Linked DNA regions of Homo sapiens: region 2 is linked to region 1. A link is a loop called in an ENCODE intact Hi-C map of the cell type or tissue named here. Cell type or tissue: mammary epithelial cell. All regions are shown on one strand. Each heading gives the region's core, and the rest is flanking DNA. Links, peaks and the distances in the headings are about the cores only.

Region 1 (5,373 bases), core at 303-5,302:
TATAAAATGAGCATGATTTTATACATGTAGGATTATTGTGAGAGTTTTAAAAAAGTACTGTTTTTAAGGGCATAGAACAATGCCTAATACATATCAAGTGCTATAAAACGATTGATGATGATGATGATGTGTGGTCATCTTGTTAAAATCTAGACTCCAGTTACAATGACACCCTATCTCTACAGCCTCATCCATTGCTCTTGAACTCCAATCTACACTGTCCTTTAGCCTGTTCCTCATAAGGACCACCCTTGTACCTTTCATTTATGGGCCTTTGCAGATGGTAATGCCTGTCTCCCTGACTAGAATGTAAGCTTCATAAGAGCAGGGACTTCTGTCTGTTTTGTTCCCCACTCTTTCCCAAACAACTAGTTCAATCATATTTGTTCAATAAATAAATATCTACTGCAACAACTAGGGACAGTGCTTGGCACAAAGTCTGACTAGTTTCTATTCTGTTCGATTCGATTCCATTGGATTCCATTCTATTCTGTTCTACCCTTTGCTATTTTATTATTTTCTATTCCACTGCGTTTAGTTCCATTGAAACCAGCCCATTTTAAACAATTGATTTCACTGAGCTCCAGCTAAAAAAAATCCTGTACCATTCTATTTTCCTGAGTGGAGGAGGCATTAGCAAAGTTGCTGAGTTTTGCTCTCCCGGTGGATACAAAAGATCCACATGGACATAGGAACTGCAGAAAGAGAAAATGACCGACATTTTGGCTCCATTGAAAATAAAGTCATATGTTGAAATAAATTTTATTAACTTTCTTTTTTAATTCCCTTTTTGAGACAGGGTCTTGCTTTGTTGCCCAGCCTGGAGCATGGTGGCATGATCACAGCTCACTGCAGCCTCAACCTCCTGGACTCAAGCAATCCTCCTACTTCAGCCTCCCTAGTAGCTGGGATTACAGGTGTGTGCCACCATGCCCAACTATTTTTTGTTTTCTTTTTTCTTTTTTTTTGTAGAGGTGAGGGCTCACTATGTTTCCCAGGCTGGTCTTGAATTCCTGGGCTCAAGCAATCCTCCCTCCTCAGCCTCCCAGAGTGTTGGGGTTACAGGCATGAGCCACTGCACCCAGCCCTTATTAACCTTCTAACATCTGTAGAATCTGTCACAATACCCTGTTTATATTCCTGATATTGGCAATCCATATATTTTCTTAATTTCTCGAGAGAAAATAGACATTGCTAGTATTTTATTAATCTGTTCAAAGAATCAACTTTTAACATTGTTGGCTTTATTGTATCTTTGCTTTCTATTTCACCAGTTTCTGCTGTTATAATTTCCTTCCTTCTACTTTCTTAGGTTCCACTTGCCATTCTTTTCCCAGTTTCTTGATAGGGAAGCTCAGGTCATTGATTTTCAACTTTTCTACTTTTCTGATCTGTGCATTTAGAACTATAGATTTCCTCTAAGCACTGCTTTGGCCACATCTGCATCATTTTGATAGTCTGTTAGAAATAAACTCCACCTATTCCTCCCATTATTCTATTCTTCCCTGCCAGCTTAGATTCACTCCCCAGATCCTGCTTTGCAGACTCGGAGCTCCATCCTTGCAAATTCAAGGACGAGCAGGGATGGCTGTCTTCAATAACAGGAAGGCCAGCGTAGCTCAGAACCCAAGAGTGAGTGAGAGATAAGTGGGAGGGCAAGGCAGGGTCTGGATCCTGCAGACTCTTGGAGGTGAAGTTACAAAGCCTGCTTTATAAAATGATGATCAAGACATAGTCATCACACAAAGGACTGGGTGCAGTGGCTCACGTCTGTAATCCTAGCACTTTGGGAGGCCAAGGTGGGTGGATTACATGAGGTCAGGAGTTTGAGACCAGCCTGGCCTACATGGTGAAATCCTGTCTCTATTAAAAATACAAAAATTAGCTGGGCATGGTGACGTGCACCTGTAATCCCCTACTCGGGAGGCTGAGGCAGGAGAATCGCTTGAACCTGGGAGGCAGAGGTTGCAGTGACCTGAGATTGCACCACTGCACTCCACCCTGGGCGACAAGAGCAAACCTCGGTCTCAAAAAAAAAAAAAAAAAAAGACATAGTAATCACACAAGGCTTACTGTGTGCCAAGCCCCGTTTTACACACTCTACAAAAATATAATCCATTTTATTTCTCACCACAGCATATAAAATCCCTATAGTCAGAGTGCCCGGAACACCATGTCCTTCCTCCTTTGGCCTCCTCTACAGGGAAGTGTTCTGTCTTCCTACAGGGTCCTCTTCAAGGTCCCCTTCAGGTTGCCAGGGGCCTCTGAATTCCTCTCCTAAAGCTCAAGGTCAGCGCTGTGTTTCCTAGCCTCTCTCCACATGGCCTTAATCATGACAGCTTTGGGGGCACCCTGCGTGAGCCACCTTTGTATCTCTCCACCTGTCCCTGGCTAAACTGGGGGAGGAGCCAGCCCTCAGCCCCGGCCCAGCCCTGCACACCTGAGCACAGGGCCCTCCATGGCTTAGAGCCGGGCCTTTCCATGGGCCTCTGCTGCCCTCTGCTTGTCTCTGAAAGAGAAAGGGAGAGAGGAGGACAGGAAATGGGAGCCCGCAGAGAAGGGAAACAGGTTACTAGACCAGTTTCAGTGCCAACACCCTTGCCCCAGATCCCCAGGGGCCATCTTGTTCACCTGTTTCTCCAAAGTCCTGCCCCACATCTTGACTGGCAGCCTGGAGGGCAGATGGCGCAGCATGGCAGGGTAGGCGTCTTTGCCCAGGGTCCTCCCGACAATCCTCTGGCTCAGCGCCTGGAGATCAAGGGGCAGGAATGGGAGGGCACAGGCTGAGGACTGTGGGAGGTGACACAGGTAGGTAGTGCAAATGGAAGGACTTTAACATTAAATTCAGGGCCTCAAAATTGAAAGCTTAAAGTGGATGTGTGTAAGGGATTACTTCTTGTTAACACTGAAGGCTGGGTGCGGTGGTTCATGCCTGTAATCCCAGCACTTTGGGAGGACAAGGCACGTGGATCACCTGAGATCAGGATTTCGAGACCAGCCTGGACAACATGGCAAAACCCTATCTTTACTAAAAATACAAAACATTAGCCAGGCATGGTGGCGGGCGCCTGTAATCCCAGCTACTTGGGAGGCTGAGGCAGGAGAATCGCGTGAATCCGGGAGGCGGAGGTTGCAGTGAGCCGAGATGGCGCCATTGCATTTCAGCCTGGGTGACAGAGCAAGACTCCATCTCAATAATAATAATACTGAAAAACCACCAAGTATTAAGGGGATCTTTATTCTAGCGTGTGATGCCTCTGGTCTACTTAGGGGTATGTCTCCAAAGTGTGAGATCTGTGAGCTGTTTGAGAGTGTGTGTCAGGGGTATGAAGTTGTGAGCTATCTGAGTTAGAGTATGACTGCTCTGACCCATTAGGTGTCTGTTTCCAAGCCAAGATCCCTGAACTCTTAAGAGTTCTGAGCCCCTTGGTCAAGCACGGTGGCTCACGCCTGTAATCCCAGCACTTTGGGAGGCCAAGGTGGACGGATTACTTGAGGCTGGGAGTTCGAGACCAGCCTGGCCAACATGGTAAAGCTCCATCTCTACTAAAAATACAAAAATTACCCAGGCATGGTGGTGTGCACCTGTAGTCCCAGCTATTCAGGAGCCTGAGGCAGGAGAATAGTTTGAACCCGGGAGGCGGAGGTTGCAGTGAGCCGAGATCGCGCCATTGCACTCCAGCCTGGGTGACAGAGTGAGACTCTGTTTAAAAAAAAAAAAGTTCTGAGCCCCAGGGTGTGATGTTCCTGAATTATTTTGGGGGATGAGTTTTGGGGGATGAGATTTGCAGTCTTCCTCCTCCTCCCCACTCACCCTTCACTCACCCTCACCTTCCGCTGCTGAGAGTCAGAGAACATTCATCAGCCCAGTTGCTGTTCACTTTACCCTGAGCAGAACTCCCCCATCTCCCTTACAGGTTACTTGTCTGGCCCCTGGAGCATGTGAGTTTGAGATTTTTGTTTCTAGTTACCCCCAACACAAACACTTTGTGTTGTGGATATTGTTTTGTTTTTGTTTTTTTTTGAGACAGTGTCTCACTTTGTCACCCATGCTGGAGCCCACTGGCGCCATGATGGCTCAGTGCAGCCTCAAACTCCTGGGCTCAAGGGATCCTCCTGCCTCAGCCTCCTGGGTAGCTGGGACTACAGGTGTGTGTCACCACGCCTGGCTAATTTTTGTATTTTTAGTAGGGATGAGGTCTTGCTATGTTGCCTACAATTGGCCTGCTTTGGCCTCCTGAAGTGTTGGGATTACAGGCGTGAGCCACCGTGCCCGGCCAGATATTGTTTTTAAGCATATGATTTTCCTTTAAAAAGAGTTACACAAATAATATGTGAATACAGGTTTGTATAAAAGATTTGAAAAACAGGCTGAGGGTGGTGGCTCACACCTGTAATTCCAGCACTTTGGGAGGCTAAGGCGGGTGGATCAATTGAGATCAGGAGTTCAAGACCAGCCTGGCCAATATGGTGAAACCCCCATCTCTACTAAAAATACAAAAATTAGCCGGGCATGGTGGCACGCAGCTGTAATCCCAGCTACTCGGGAGGCTGAGGCACAAGAATCACTTGAATTGGTGGCAGAGGTTGCAGTGGGCTGAGATCGTGCCACTGTACTCCAGCCTGGATGACAGAAGGAGACTCTTTCTCTCGAAAAAAAAAAAAAAAAAAAAGATTTGAACAACACATCAGTACATGGACTCTAGCAATCATCTCTATCCCCATTCCCCCAGAATGACCACTGGGGTCAGATTCTGGTGTTTCCTTCCAGATACAGTTCCCTGTGTTTCCATAGTGTGTGTGTGCGCACACTACACACATGCACTAGGTCACTGTAACTGACTCCCCCTTGCTTTTCCCTGCCTATAGCACATCCTGTAGAAGATAACCCCCACCCTTGCAGGTACACACAAGTCCCATCCATTCTGTGTCACGTCCAGTGGGCACTCTGTGCTGTAACATGAACCCTCATTATTCGTTTCACTCTGCAATAGTCCTTGGGTATCAGTGAACATTTACAAGATTTTCCTGGTTGTTTGTTCCTACCAGCCTTGTTCCCACAGCTCTGTGCACATGTCTGAGTACTAGAATTAGAAGTGGAATTGCTGGGTGTATTAGAGTTCTCCAGAGAAACAGAACCAGTAGGAGAAACAGAACCAATATGTAATATATTACAAGGATTGGCTCCTGTGATTTTGGAAGCTGAGAAGTTCCACAATATGCCATCAGCAAGCTGGAGACCCAGGAGAGCCAGTGGTGTTGTTCTGAGAACCAAAGGGCTGATGGTGTTGGCTGGGCATGGTGTCTCACGCCTGTAATCCCAGCGTTTTGGGAGGCCAAGGTGGTTGGATCACTTGAGGTCAGGAATTCAAG
Region 2 (5,373 bases), core at 217-5,216, 180 kb before region 1:
CTCCTAACCTCAGATGATCCTTCCGCCTTGGCCTCCCAAAGTGCTGGGATTACAGGCGTGAGCCACCGTGTCTGGCCTCCTTTCTGCCTTTGTAAAGTGAGGGTAATGTTTCCTGCCACCTGGGCTGTGGTCAGGAAAATTAAACGAGGTCACCCTTTGCATCTGGCATGGGGCAGGTATTCAGTTAATATGAGTTCATCTTTCTTCCTGGTCCTCCCTGCTTACCTGCCTAGTACTACCCAGAACTTTAGCTCTACTGAATTCATTGCTGGGCTCCAGGCATTCCTGGTACTTCGTGGCAGAAGTGACTTCATTTCTCATCCAGTTAACAAGCATTTTTGGAGGTCTTGGTGTTTTAATCCTTTGGTCAGGTGGCACCTCCTCTCAGGTGCTAGCCTTAATGACTGTGTTTCTTTTTTTCTTTTTTTTTTTTTTCCTTGAGACAGAGTTTTGCTCTTATTGCCCAGGCTGGAGTGCAATGGTGCGATCTTGGCTCACCACAACCTCCGCCTCCCGGGTTCAAGCGATTCTCCTGCCTCAGCCTCCCGAGTAGCTGGGATTACAGGCATGCACCACCACACCTGGCTAATTTTGTATTTTTCAGTAGAGACGGGGTTTCTCCATGTTGGTCAGGCTGGTCTCAAACTCCCGACCTCAGGTGATCCGCCCACCTCAGCCTCCCAAAGTTCTGGGATTACAGGTGTGAACCACCGTGCCTGGCCCAATGACTGTGTTTCTTTTCTTTTCTTCTTTTTTTTGAGACAGAGTCTCACTCTGTCGCCTAGGCTAGAATACAGTGGTATGATCCCGGCTCACTGCAACTTCTGTCTCCCAGGTTCAAGCGATTCTTCTCCCTCAGCCTCCTGATTTAGCTGGGATTACAGGCATGCACCACCATGCCCAGTTAATTTTTTTTTGTATTTTTTAGTAGAAACAAGGTTTTACCATGTTGGCCAGGCTGGTCTTGAACTCTTGATCTCAAGTGATCCACCTGCCTCGGCCTCCCAAAGTGCTGGGATTACAGGCGAGAGCCACTTCGCCCAGCCTCTTTCTGTTTCACAACACCTGGCATTTACATTTTTCACAGCCTTGTTCATACCTTGTGGTGGTTACCTGTTTCCCTACCCCTCTGCTAAGTAGTTTGTGAGCTTATCAAGAGTGGAGACTAAGTCTGATTCATTTCACTGTCCTCACTGCCCAGCCCAGTATCTTACTTAGTAGCTACCTGGTAAGTCTTTCTTGAATGGATAAGTAGGAGCCCCTCTCCTGTTTGATCTCCTTTTCTCCTCTCTTTTTCCCCTCTCTCCAAAGCCAGGAAGTCGCTGTGTTCCCTTCTTTTTAAGAACCTATTCTTGTGTCAGGTTTGGGACTATAGTTGTGGTTGCACCATCCCTGCTGGAGACCCCTGGCTGGGGCAGGCCCATGACTCTGGGAGATGGCTGACCATGTGTGGCCAGGATGGACTTGGGCATAACTGGCTGGAGTGTGTTAATCCACAGGCTTGGGGGCAAGGAGGGACACCTGGACCACTGGAATGTTGTGCACAAACAGGAGTCCTTGTGCTGCGCATGGAAGCTCATTAAGGGCTTCCAGGTGTCTTTGTCATCTCTAGAAATCCAGCCACATTTTCCTGGGGTGTGGGCCCTGATGATGGGACTGGCTGGGTATTCCCTTGTCACCTCTTCCTCCCCTCCTGTCCCGCTACTCACCTGGGACTTTCTGAGGGTCTCTCAGTTGTGCATAATCTCTGTGCTGATCTCCTCCCCTTCTGTGATTGGCGACAACTTCCCCTAGTATATGGTACGTTATTTACAAAGCTTCTTTAGGTCCTGAAACTCCTCACAGCTCTGTCCGGTAGATCAACATATCCCCCATTCTATAGGAAACTGAGAGTGATAACAGACAGCAAGTGTGTGGCAAAGCTGGGGTTGGAACCCAGAGCTCTTGCGTTCCAAACCTTGTGCTTACAACTTTGCCAGAGATGCTTCTCCTCTGGCTTTCTTAGGGGATGGGTTCCACCCCTTGCTTGAGCTGGGGAAAAATGGCCTTACGGATAGGTGGGCCCCTATGTCTGGTCTCTAATACCCCAGATCCTATAAATCCCTGGGCAGGCCTGTGTCCACAAGGAGCAGGCTTGGGATCCTGTAGTTTGCAGCCTTGTTGCTAGGTCAGGCTGGCTGCTTCTGGTAGCCAGCAGAGGGCGTGAGGGGCCCAGGAAAGGTCTGCTGCTTCTGGTTGGTTTTGTTTTGAAATGAAAATTATGTTTTAAGAGGTTATATGGTCATTATTTTTTTAATTAAAAAATAGGCATTTGTACAGGTTCATTTAAGTTGAACCTTCGTGGTGCCAGGTGTGCTTTGGAATTTAGGAAAAAAACAATTTATAAAACTTACCTGGTGTGTATACTTTGTGTTACATAACACCTCCAGCAGGGTCTGAGGCAGCACCTCATAATCAAACACCTGAATGTTTTCTGCATTGAAATATTTGAATATTTACCCCAAGTGGGATAAATAGATTCTTGTCAGTTCTGGTCAGGTTATGATGCCAAATGAATTAGATAAAGACTTTTGGGCCGGGCACAGTGGCTCATGTCTGTAATCCCAGCACTTTGGGAGGCCGAGGTGGGTGGATCACGAGATCAGGAGATCGAGACCATCCTGGCTAACATGGTGAAACCCCGTCTCTACTAAAAATACAAAAAATTAGCCAGGCATGGTGGCAGGCGCCTGTAGTCCCAGCTAGTCGGGAGGCTGAGGCAGGAGAATGGCATGAACCCGGGAGGCAGAGCTTGCAGTGAGCCGAGATAGTGCCACTGCACTCCGGCCTGGGCAAAAGAGTGAGACTGCATCTCAAAAAAAAAAAAAAAAAAAAAAGACTTGATTTTCAAAGCTTTTTGGGTTTAGTGTAACTTTATAAAAGGGAAAGTGCAATAAAATCGCTGATAACACCAGGACTTAGGGATATTTTGCTGTCTAGCCTTCCCAATTTTGTGTACGTGTGTTTGTATACATACATATGTATATATGTGTAGATATCTGTTAAATGTGTTCAGTCACAGATGAGAACATTGTTTGCACACTTTTGCCTTCTAGAGTATATCTCTTTTTTTTTTTTTTGAGACAGAGTTTCGCTCTTGTTGCCCAGGCTGGAACGCAATGGGGTGATCTTAGCTCACCGCAACCTCTTACCTCCTGGGTTCGAACGATTCTCCTGCCTAAGCCTCCCATGTAGCTGGGATTACAGGCATGCACCACCACGCCTGACTACTTTTGTATTTTTATTAGAGACGGGGTTTCTCCATGTTGGTCAGGCTGGTCTCGAACTCCCGACCTCAGGTGATCCACCCACCTTGGCCTCCCAAAGTGCTGGGATTACAGGTGTGAGCCACCATGCCCGGCCTACAGCATATCTTGGAATCCTCTAGCCCTTTGTCAGGTTCAGGATCTAGGCTCTTGCTAGTTACCCCCTCTTCACCACCTTTCCTAGATGAAACTCCTTGAGGTAGAGCCACATTCTCCACCCAGGCACTTGCTGGGTCTGAGTCTCTGGCTGCCTGAGGCAGTGTGGCTCCCTGGGCCAGGCCCTGCAAGGTCAACAGAAGCCATAAGGCATATGGGGCCACTGTTCTCAGGGCACCTAGGACCCTTTTGGAAGTAAGTCTTAGTTTCACTCAGCAACTAATTCCCTAAAAGAGTCTCCTACTTCACATGCATGGAGTGGTCAAACAGGGCTGAGAACTTTACCTTGGCCAGCGTCCTCTCTGTCAATGATCTAGGCCTCTCGGGAGCTTGAGGTCGGGGCCCTGGGGAGGGAGTACAGGTTTTCCCTGTTGCTGACCCCCACCTCTTCCCTCCAGCAGGAGCATTGGTTTGAAAAGGCCCTACGAGACAAGAAGGGCTTCATCATCAAGCAGATGAAGGAGGATGGCGCCTGTCTCTTCCGGGCTGTAGGTGAGTCTCTGCCTTAGTCCTTAAGGGCCTAGGGCTGCCCCTAAGCTGTGTCCCAGTTATCAGGAATAGCCCCTGAGACAGGGTTGAGGCAGAGCTAGCTAATCTTTTAGGGACTCTAGGCTCCAGCCTCAAGTTGGTATCTGACCTCTAGCCGTGGGTCTTGAGACATTGTAGTGGTGCAAGATTAATATGCATAATAACAGCAAGAAGAATGATAAAGAAAATAATATCCTTTGGGACACATTGTCAGGTGCTACAGGAAACCTCTTTGATTCCCCTCTAAGCTAGGTGAGTGTAGGGACTACTGTTGCTTCCATTTGTCAGATGAGAAAAGTGGCTCAGAGATGGTGGGTGACTTGTCTGGAGTGAAATAATAAGTGGTAGAGTTGGGATTCAGTGTCTGGGTTAGATTAGTCTGAGGCCCATGCTCTTAACCATAGCATACTGCTGCCACCCTGGGCTGTATGACCCCTAGGTTTATACCCAGATCCCATCTCTGGTGTGTTGCGGGTCTCTGTTCCTCAATCTGTGTGTATGGGGGCTATCAGACTAGATCTTTACAAATTTCTTATATCATAGAATTTTTTTTCAACTTATATAAAAGTAGAGAGAATGATGAACCCTCATGTACCCATCATCCAGCTTCAAAATAGTCAATACGTGGCCAGCCTTGTTTCATCACTATCCCGCCCACTCTTTCTCACTCCCCTGAAAGAAGAGTATTTTTAAAGCAAAACCCCGACATTGGATCATTTCATTCATAAATATTTCTGTATGTTTCTCTGACAGATACAGACTTACTCTCTTCTTTTTAACATAATCAAAATGCCATTACTGCACCTAACAGAATTAATAATGCCTTAATACCATCTGTTATCCAGTCTGAGTTAGATCTTTGAGGCCATTTTGGCTCTGAATCTGTGACCCAACAAGTAGTTGTGAGGTCCTGTGCTAGGGTGAAGGGGAAGCTGGGAATGTGACCTGATCCTCCCTGTGGTTCTCTGATATCTACCAAGGAAAAGTGCCCTCTGATAGGAGCTTTGAGCTGGGAGTCAGAAGACCTACCTTCTAGTTCTGGCCCTGACTCATAACTGCTGTGACACTTGGCCTTGGTCTTCCCGTCTGTGAAATGGTGTTGATTCTCAATGCCTCTTTGAGTTCCTTCTTGGTCTGCTATTCTCTCCGTCTGTGGGTACCCCCCATGTCTACTGGTGGGCTGGGGTGTTTTAGGCTCCATCCCTGGCTGCACAACTGATTCTTGGTATGACCTTAGGCAAGCAGCTCTTCTTTCCTGAGGCTGTTTCCTCATCTGTAAAATGGGGCTAAAAGACCCTAATGCTGTAACGATTTAATGAAGTTGCTTTGGTAAATCCCTTTAGTGCCTGACACATATAGTAGACCCTCATGGAACAGTAGCATT

The links. Hi-C counts contacts between places; a loop is a spot of excess contacts. Peaks named below come from ENCODE experiments on the same cell type or tissue, not always from the same donor. Only the 100,000 strongest peaks of a DNase experiment are listed, where the experiment ranks them.
Region 2: it touches region 1 in a loop (8-fold over the local background); 4 of 110 quality-filtered maps call a loop at or near these places.

What each region holds. Positions count from the first base shown.
Region 1 is chrX:48,759,112-48,764,484 of GRCh38, reverse strand. GLOD5 (glyoxalase domain containing 5) reads right to left here and starts at 2,738. Exons shown (of 4, transcript NM_001080489.3): 1 at 2,632-2,738. The coding sequence starts at 2,694. RefSeq lists a cis regulatory region at 2,244-2,986. In mammary epithelial cell, for the core only: a CTCF peak has its summit at 2,505; a DNase peak (open chromatin) is centred at 2,494.
Region 2 is chrX:48,942,770-48,948,142 of GRCh38, reverse strand. OTUD5 (OTU deubiquitinase 5) reads left to right here. Exons shown (of 9, transcript NM_001136157.2): 2 at 3,860-3,953. Among named protein-coding and RNA genes, the nearest start is that of OTUD5, 12 kb to the left of the region's middle. In mammary epithelial cell, for the core only: a CTCF peak has its summit at 2,190 (motif pointing right); no DNase peak of the experiment used is centred there.